Regions from separate parts of the Homo sapiens genome. Here region 2 is linked to region 1. Evidence: chromatin loops called from intact Hi-C (ENCODE). Cell type or tissue: dorsolateral prefrontal cortex. All regions are shown on one strand. Links, peaks and the distances in the headings refer to the core of each region. The heading gives the core; the rest is flanking DNA. Region 1 has its middle 260 kb from the start of PNKY. Region 2 overlaps PNKY (long intergenic non-protein coding RNA PNKY).

The links. Hi-C counts contacts between places; a loop is a spot of excess contacts. Peaks named below come from ENCODE experiments on the same cell type or tissue, not always from the same donor. Only the 100,000 strongest peaks of a DNase experiment are listed, where the experiment ranks them.
Region 2: it touches region 1 in a loop (5-fold over the local background); 4 of 110 quality-filtered maps call a loop at or near these places.

The regions. Positions count from the first base shown.
Region 1 is chr6:98,572,842-98,577,239 of GRCh38, reverse strand. No RefSeq gene overlaps it. Among named protein-coding and RNA genes, the nearest start is that of PNKY, 260 kb to the left of the region's middle. In dorsolateral prefrontal cortex, for the core only: no CTCF peak of the experiment used is centred there; a DNase peak (open chromatin) is centred at 2,049; H3K27ac peaks cover 1,775 bases.
Region 2 is chr6:98,827,065-98,831,462 of GRCh38, reverse strand. PNKY (long intergenic non-protein coding RNA PNKY) reads left to right here. Exons shown (of 1, transcript NR_148381.1): 1 at 1-1,322. Among named protein-coding and RNA genes, the nearest start is that of PNKY, 2.4 kb to the left of the region's middle. RefSeq lists an enhancer at 3,113-4,278. In dorsolateral prefrontal cortex, for the core only: a CTCF peak has its summit at 2,191; DNase peaks (open chromatin) are centred at 2,392 and 3,702; H3K4me3 peaks cover 2,824 bases; H3K27ac peaks cover 4,000 bases; H3K27me3 peaks cover 349 bases.

The DNA of each region.
Region 1 (4,398 bases), core at 331-4,330:
TCTAGAAGGGAAAACCCAAGACATTGAATATTATGTTAAATCCCTGGTTTTATATGGGAGAAAAATGTTACCCTGTACTGTTTGAGGTGTCTGGATATCCATATACTCAGCTACAAAGGCATTTTGGTCCACAGATAATTGGATATGCTTTAGTTAGGAAGGAGTTTTAAGTGCCTTTCCCTTTGCTGTTTCTGATGACTCTCTCAAGTATTTCTGTGGTTAGAACTTGGGAATTGGCACAGACACCACTGCTGCAATTAATTGTCTCCTTTTTACACCACAAGCCACTATTGTCTGTGTTCTACTGAGTAAAGGCCATACCCTGCCATTAATTCTTTCCCTACACTGTCTACTTATTGCAAAGGGAGTGCTGCTCCCAAATTAATGGCAGAGAATGTCCCCAGGTACTTGGGGGTTTGCAAGTTGTGGTTCTGAAAACCATGAATTAGACAGTCAGGATATATGGGCACAAGTGACATCGAAGGCATTTTAACCCTCTGTCTTCCAAAGTTACGGTCAAAAGTGCCCCAATGCAGTTATCATTTATTTTCTGCCTGAAATTTCTTCTTCCCTATAATTTTGTGCTGTGAATTTAATATTGCACTATTATGTTTCTCTGAGGATGTGCTATATATACTTTTGAATAGTTATGAATATCATTGTGCAGCCTCTGATCAGACAATCATTTCTTTCCCGCCCTGCAGGGCCTGACTTACTACATAGCTAGTCGAGAGCTCAGTGTTCCTCTCTCTCTCTGCCCCAGTTTATCTATAGTACATTTATTCTGTAGCACATTGTGAGCCCAAGATGCTTAACCAATGCCTCAGATTCTTTGGGTAAAAGCAATTCTAAAACAAATGATGATTTCTCATATTTACATAGTTATCAAATCCCTTTTACACATAAGTCTTTCTTTGATCTTCACAGCAATCTTGAAGGTGGACTGGCCAAGTATTAGAAACCATTTTCCATGGGTGGGTGTAAGTAATATATTCTCATGACCATCAGGACACCTCATCTGATAATGGCTATTTAACATCAATGATGTATTTAAATTTCAGCTATACCACTCAATGGTACTGTGACTAGAATAACTTTCTGGTTTAAATAACTGAAAAAAAAAAGCTTTCTTTTTGTCTGTTATTTGAATTAGGTTTAGTTTTACTGTAGAATAATTTTCTAGTAACTAGAAATCCTTATAAAAATCTTTATAGCTAGTGGTGAAACAATTGATTTATGTTACTTCAAAAGTTAGATTAAGAAATCTTTTTATGTAATTAGTAGTCATTCGGAGTTTCTTTCTGTGACGTCTGTGTTCAGGTTATTAGCCAATATTTTTATTAAGTTATCTAATTTTTCCAATTAAATTTGTAGTTTACTTAGGATCCTAATTTGATGAGAAGTTATCAAAACGTTTACATATTAATTCATTACAAATAACAGTAATAAACCATACATGTTAACACAATTAATATATTCAGTGAAAAATATATGTTCAAAAATAAAACTCAATATAAAGAGTGACATTGTTTTATTTTTTTTTTGTAAATCTCTTTAATGTCTGGCTTAATAGAAAATGACTAAATTCCAATTCCTACTTCTTTATTTAATTTGCTGTGATTATTTTTTATTTGCCTGGTATTCAGTGATGTGGGTGTACTAGACTTTGTTCAGCTATTGTCCAACTGATGGAAATTTACTTTGCTTCCAGTTTCATGTTTTCTGTTTTGTTTTTGACATCACAAATAATGCTGCAATAAACATCCTCATATGTTTAAAAACATTTTCGGAACTACTGGTATTTCTTAAGAGCCAACATGAATCAGAACTTTTTACTCATTAGATCCTATAACTGGCACGAGAAAGCTAGAATGAATTAATTACCCCTGGTTACGTAGTAAATTGCAGACTAGGGAGGCAGAGGCAGGACTGCTGATTCCTACCTTGCTATCTACATCTGGCAGACAGGACTCTGGTTGGGCATGTCCAAGGCCCTGTTCAATCACGTGATACAGCTGCTTCTCTGAACAGTGGTGCTCTGTCTCTTACCAGAGGTCATCAGCTGCTGGCTCCATGCCCACTCAAGGCCTGACAGCCTTCCGTTTAGATCCCAAGAGTGGGTCGTATAGGGCTGCACCATCATGTTATGGAGACTGAGAAATTGTTCCTTCCTTTAATCCTAAATCCACAGGGGGCTCTGCTCCATGAATTTGTGATGATATATTTTCTCTTGGTCTTAAGCTCAGAATATACTGACTATTGTTAAGAAATTCAAAAATAGTCTGTGCTTTATAAAAATCAAAATGACATTCCTGTGAGGTTGGCAAGGGAGCAAGCCTTTTCCTTTTATGGCTGATGAAATCAGCTCATATAAACATTAAGTAAAATGCTGAAGATCACACAAGTAGTACACACCATCCGCACTAGGAAGAAGGTATGTGGAATCAAAAGCGCCACTTGTGTTCCTGGGGCCATTCCTTTTATCTGCCTTGGCTTTTGTGGAGTGAAGCATGTTACTGAAAATAGACTTTCATGTTCTGAGAGGTCTTAAAATGCAGATTTGATGAACACTACTTTCATACTGTTCAGAACCGTTCTGGAATTCTTCCAACTGAAACTTTTGTTTGCATCATTTTATGTTGTTTATTCCCTTCAAATTGCATATAAGGCAATTTATGAGAGAGCCATATATAATAAAACTATTAAGGTAAGTACAAAAACCCACAATAAAATCCAAGTAAAAGGGGGAGGAGAATTTTTCTTACTGCTTGCCTGCTTTCCTGCCTTTCTTTCTGCCTGAATAATTTAGTCCAAAAGTTATTATGTGGGGTTGACCAAGGTGGGGATTCATGAGGGTGTTAGAAGCTGGGAGGGCAACAGCAGAAGCAGATTGACCTGAGTTGTCAGAGTCTGTGTACACTGACAAAAGATGTCCCTGAGGGTGGATGATGGCAATGGCCCAGAGTGAGGTGTGGGAACCGTGGTGTGAGATGTTTAGGCACAGCAGAGATTAAAGTAATAAATATAATAAGGATAATATGTTAGTATAACAATGATAACAGAAATTAGATTCCTCATTATTGGAGAATAGTGTCAAATATATGGAAAGGGAAAAACAAGAATAAACTTTGTGATGTTGAATTGGATACACACACACACACACACACACACACTATATATATATATATGGGTCTAGGAGCAATGACACTTCAATAACAAAGAAAACATGAAGTGCCCAGATCCTGGTTTCTTAAATACAATTCTCCCCTAAAAGGATTCAGATCCCCTTGGAAAAACAATAGGTTTTATGGTTAGGTCTGGGGAGGTAAAACATAACCCTGGACTATCTTGCACCAGAAACTAAGGTAGTGTTCAGCACAGATGCCAGCTTGAAGGGGCTCTCCCTGCCACAATCTGGGATAATTTGAGCCTCAAAATAACAAATATTCATATAAAGATATAAATGAATAAACGGTGAAAAAGAAAGCTTTTATTAACTAATGAATTTACAAGGTGTGATTGAATTAGGATACTAATACACACAGAGGGGAGTCATTGATTAGAAAATCACCATTTGTCAGACATTAAAAGATGCCAAACACGACCAGTGGGTAAAAGTTTGGTAAGTATTGGAATCTACCTAGTCTCAGAGTATCTACCCCTAAATACTTACTAATTACAAAGAGAAAAGGAGGAACTTTATAGTAGAGAAACCCTAGCTAACTCTACCATCATCAAATTATCAAAGGTGACATCATAAGCAAAAGAACAACTCAAAATCATGTGTCATCTGATAAGAATGAAAAGAAGAATATAGCATACCTTATGTAACTTTTCTGCCAAAAATAATTTTAAAAACCCACCTCAACCTAATCGTAAAGAAATATCAGATAAACCCAGATAGGGGGACATTATAGAAACTGGCCTTTATTATTCAAAACAGTCAAGGTCATACAAGTCAAGGAAGAAATGAACTGTTTGAGACTGAAGGAGACTAAAGAGATACAACAACTAATGTAATGCATAATTTGGGACATCCGTTTGTCACTAATGACATTATGGGAACAACTGGTGAAACTTCAGTGAAATCTGTGGATTTTATGATGATAATGTATCAATGTAATTTCCTGATTTTGATGTTTTTATTGAGGTTATGTAGGAGAATGTCTCTGCAGGAATTACACACTAAAATATTCAGAGGTGATGGGGAATCTTGTTGGTAAACTTACTTTCAAATGGCTCAGAGGAAAATATGTGTTTTTTTTTTTTGTATTGTACTTGCAAATTTTTTATTGTTTAAAATATTTCAGAGAAAAAATTAAACAGGAAAAGGGAGAGCTGTATAAAAATGTCTTAGTTAAAACTGTACTCAGATTGAACATACAATTTAGTTTTGAG
Region 2 (4,398 bases), core at 91-4,090, 250 kb before region 1:
AAGCACGTTGAAGGTGTCTCGGGCAGACACCTCCAGGTTTTGAATCAGTTTATTCCCTTTCACTGTTCAAAGCAGCTGTTCAAATACACAGGCTGCTTACGTTGACGTGGAGAGGATTTCAAACAACGCTAAAATGCTTTGAACTGACAAGGTGTCTTGATATCTCCCTCACTCCATCCAGCACAGCTCCTCGAGATCACTCGCTAGGACAATGGCTGAGCAGGCGATTCGTGCGGGCCTCGCCACCTCGGGGCGCGGACTGCGGGGTGTCCTAAGCCCCTTCCGCAAGGACAGGATGGAGGCACCTGTAAGGAGATGCTGGCGCCACCCCAGCTTCTCCCAGGTCCGGAGGAACCTCTACTCAGTCAATACCCTGAGCTGGACTTGTCTGAAGAAACGGAGCCGACTCCCTCTTGCCGGGGTGCGCTGAGTGGAGGGGAAACATCCTCGAATAACAGAACTACACCAAAAAGACACCCATGTTATCTCTCACACTTTCACACTCCTCGAGATAGTGAGCCGGACCTGGGTCTTAGTAGCACCCAGTACCTTGACACAAACCTCCCAAATTTCCACCTGAGTAACAGTTATGGGGTCAGTCCATGCACTGTAACTTGAACTCTAATTTATTAACTATTTCATCTAGTAAACACACTCACACCATATATAAAATAGCATTTATTTATTTCTATATACCAGGAGTTGGCAGAAAACCCACCGTGACCACTCCCATACATTGAGCTGGAGGCACACAATTACTAAAACAGAGGTGAAATGGTATTCATTTGATCTTAATTTTTTCTTATTTATGTAGTCCCAGGATAATAGAAATCAGGAAACAAAAGAAAACAAAGAATTTTCTGAGGAGATGGCCATTGGGGGAGTGGAGGTAGCAGCTGGTTTAAACCTAAGTAAAACTAGAAAAAGAAACTGCTGTTTCCTTTTTCTTATATCCACCTTAGAGGATCATGTTTGAACGTCCCTACTCCTCCTCCTCTTTTTAAAAAGCCTTGTCTCAGTCATTCATTCCTGTGCTTCCTGCTCTTCTGCTAGACCCCAGCAGCTGTTTGATTTGGTGAGGCCCCCCTCCAACCTCTGAGTGGAACTTCTTTTCTAAGGGCCTGCAGAATGTCAAAACTGAGGCTCTGGCTTCGGAGCTAGAGCTTTGAACAGCCAATCCACACAAAAAGGCAGCTGGCTGCTTTAATGAAAACTGCTATAAAGCTTCAAGAACTTTAGCCTTGGGGGATGCATTTATAAGGAACATGGAAAATGCATTTCCAAGTTGCTGGTTCTTGGGAGAGACATAATAAACATTTACCAAAAAAAAAAAAAAAAAAAAAAGGATAGAACTTACTATCTTTAATTATGCAGCAGCATATTTTTTCCTGAAGAAATAAAGCTTCCAATAAATTTGTATGTTACTGTCTATACCTATATTTTGCAAATTCCTAAATGTGCATCTGTCCTTGTGTAATAAAAGGTCTTGAAGAATGAAAAGTTTTCTGAAAGTTGAAACTCTCCTACGTCATATGCTTGGCAACTCTGTCCATACCTCACATACAAACAATTCTATTTTACCTTCACTACTGTGTAAACCAGTGAAATATAATGTCCTTAATTCAGTATTTGAAATAAAATTATCTGTATTTATAGATACTAATATCTTTCCCTTTTTCTTCAAGTTATAAATTTTATCATTAAAACAGTCCCCCCTTTGTAGTCTGCAAGTGAATATTTTATATACAGGGATGGCTTGAAGACATCTAACACCATGTCACCCAGATAGTCTAGCTGTTTCAAGGATTACTTTGAGTAATTTATCAAAGGAAGCCTGCTAAATCCTGAGCGGTGAATATGAGGCCTTAGGAGGGAGAAAACATAAAGGAAGCATTCCGTCGGTGTATAAGATAAATTCTGTTTGGAGGAGTTAATATAGCTTGTTTATACGAAATCTCAGAAACAGAACAAAAATCTCAGAAACAGAACAGGAGACAATTGGTGGCTTCCAGTTTGCTTCCCGCAATTTCACTTTCAAAGGACTAACAGTTAAATGACCTCTTAACAATGGAGCCTAAAGGTGTCTGTGTGTGTGTGTGCGCGCGCGTGTGTGTGCGCGCACACGCACACACAGGCACGCTCGCATTTTCTCCCCCTAGCCTTAAAGCAGGTGGATGGCTGGCCACCAGTAGGGGATGACAACTCTTTGATAAATTAAAGTGATTTCAACAGAAACCTCCTTAGCTCTAAAGCATTTGGAAATGTACTGGGATGAAGCTCTTGCTAGAGCTCCTGGCTTCTCTCATCCTCTGGAGCAATTTTCGAAGAGGAAGGCAAGCTAGGGACGAGTGCACTAACATACACCTGCGCACAGAGGCGGACTGGGGAAGTGGGAGGAGGGTGTACTCAGCTATTTCACTGAAGCCATTTTCAAGGGCTAGGGCTGTTGCTCCAGCCCTGGGATAAACAGGCGTATTTGGTTGAAGTTGGACTTCAGTTCTCTTATTCTGCCTGCACACAGCACGAATGCAAATCCTTCTGAAGTGTACAAGTGCACTTAACAATTGTGTCGTTAGTGTCCGGGAGGACGGCGGTTGGGGGGGGATGGGGGGGTGGGCGGGGAGGGGAGCAGGTGGTGCACGGGCGGGAGAGATGCTTTTCTGGAGAGCAGTTAACCACAGTCGTAATAACTGTGGGCCAAAATCTTCTGCTAGGTCTCAGAGTTTCGAATCTGTCATTCTAGACAGCTTTTGGACATCATAAAGTTAGAGATGATTGTATTTTTAAAGACAGGTTTCCAGAATTTGGGTCCTGGGAACATAGGGGCAGACGTTGGCCGGAAGAGGAGGCAGGAAGAGGAAGCCTTAGGCAGATTGGAGCAGGGAGACCTCCTGGCTCCTCTTGTCTTTTCTGAGAGTTTTCGATGGTAATCTAGGGCAGCCGGGTCCCAGCATTAAATGCAAAATAGGAAAACAGAACACGGCCGAGTCATAGGCCTGATCATATTAACGCCCTAGGTCAGAGGGAGAGAATAATGAATAGGCACGGAGCTCAGTTCGTGGAAGGGAACTTAATTAACCTTGGGAGAGTGAAAGAAAGTCAGAGATCATGCCTAGTACTTCGGTCTGGGGTGCTTATATTAATATGTGTGTGTGTGTGGTGTGTGTGTGTTGGGCAGGGGAGAAGTGTAGTCTGCTCAATGCATTTTTCTAATATATATATTTTTAACCCTGGAAAAAGCTGGAGTTACTCCTCAGGGCCATCCAAACACCCACACAATCCCTGCAGGGAACTCCCCTGCGGGAGCCCCCGAACTCGGTAGTGAGGTCCTGTGTCCTAGCCTCGGCCCGCGTGGGGGGATCAGTGGGGGTAGAAAGCGAGAGCTAAGGCTTCCCAGCGCCCTGGACTGACCCGGGGAGAGACTGCTATGGAAAGGATGGAGGTGGGGGTGGCGGGGAGGGATGTTCCGTGGTCGAAGAGCGCCTAGGCAGGTCCTGGCTGGGATCCGGGGGAGGAAGACGAGGGCGAGAAGCAGGAGGCCGGGCCATTGTCCAGGGAGGGCGCATTTTTGTCCGGATGCTGCTGGTTGCTATAGCGAGGAGGGAAATCCAAACAGAAAGGCTCAGTTCGCCTCCCTCGGGCCTGGGAGCAGCCCTCCCTCCTCTTAACCAAAATAAAAGTGCCGCCTGGGGCCTGGCACCCTTTCCCTGAGAGCCGACTGCGGGCTCGAGGAGAAGGGCCCGGAGGACCTGGGCACTGAGCAAGGGAAGGGGGGCCGGCCCCGCGGGGAATGGCCAAGCAGCTTACTGCTGGAGCAGGCAGAAAGCCCCAGCTACCCTCCCCATTTCGTCCCCCAGCCCAACTGTTTTCCTGTCCCTATTTTGTTTAGGAAAAATCCCACAACTTTCTCCAACTTATGCCTTCTCAGTAGTTGAAACCCCTTCTCCGTCTGGGCTCATGTCAGCGATTCCGCGTTGAAGGCGCGGTCCTAGCAGAGGGACCCGCACGCGGCGCGGACAGTGTACAGAGGAGCGGCAATACCAGCGGCAGAACGGCCTGTTAGGAGAGTTTAAAAATCACTCAAAGGAAAAACTTACTAGAAAGAAGTGTAGTTGCAAATTTCTCACATTTAAAAGAGACTTTTATTTTGCAATAGGTTTTTTTTTAATGTCTTGCTATTCAACTTTGAAAACAGTGTGTGAAGGGAAGGTTACAATGAAGACTTTTTACTGCTTATAATTTCTCCAATAGTATAGCTCAGAAGAGTGAGGGGAAAACAGTAAATATTTAGTTAATGATGAGCTGTTAGCTTCAGAAAATTTTGAGTTTGTTCTTTTAAAAGGGCAGTTGTATAGTCTCCTCTATCTCAGATAATGAGTTAAGATTTTATTTGTAGGG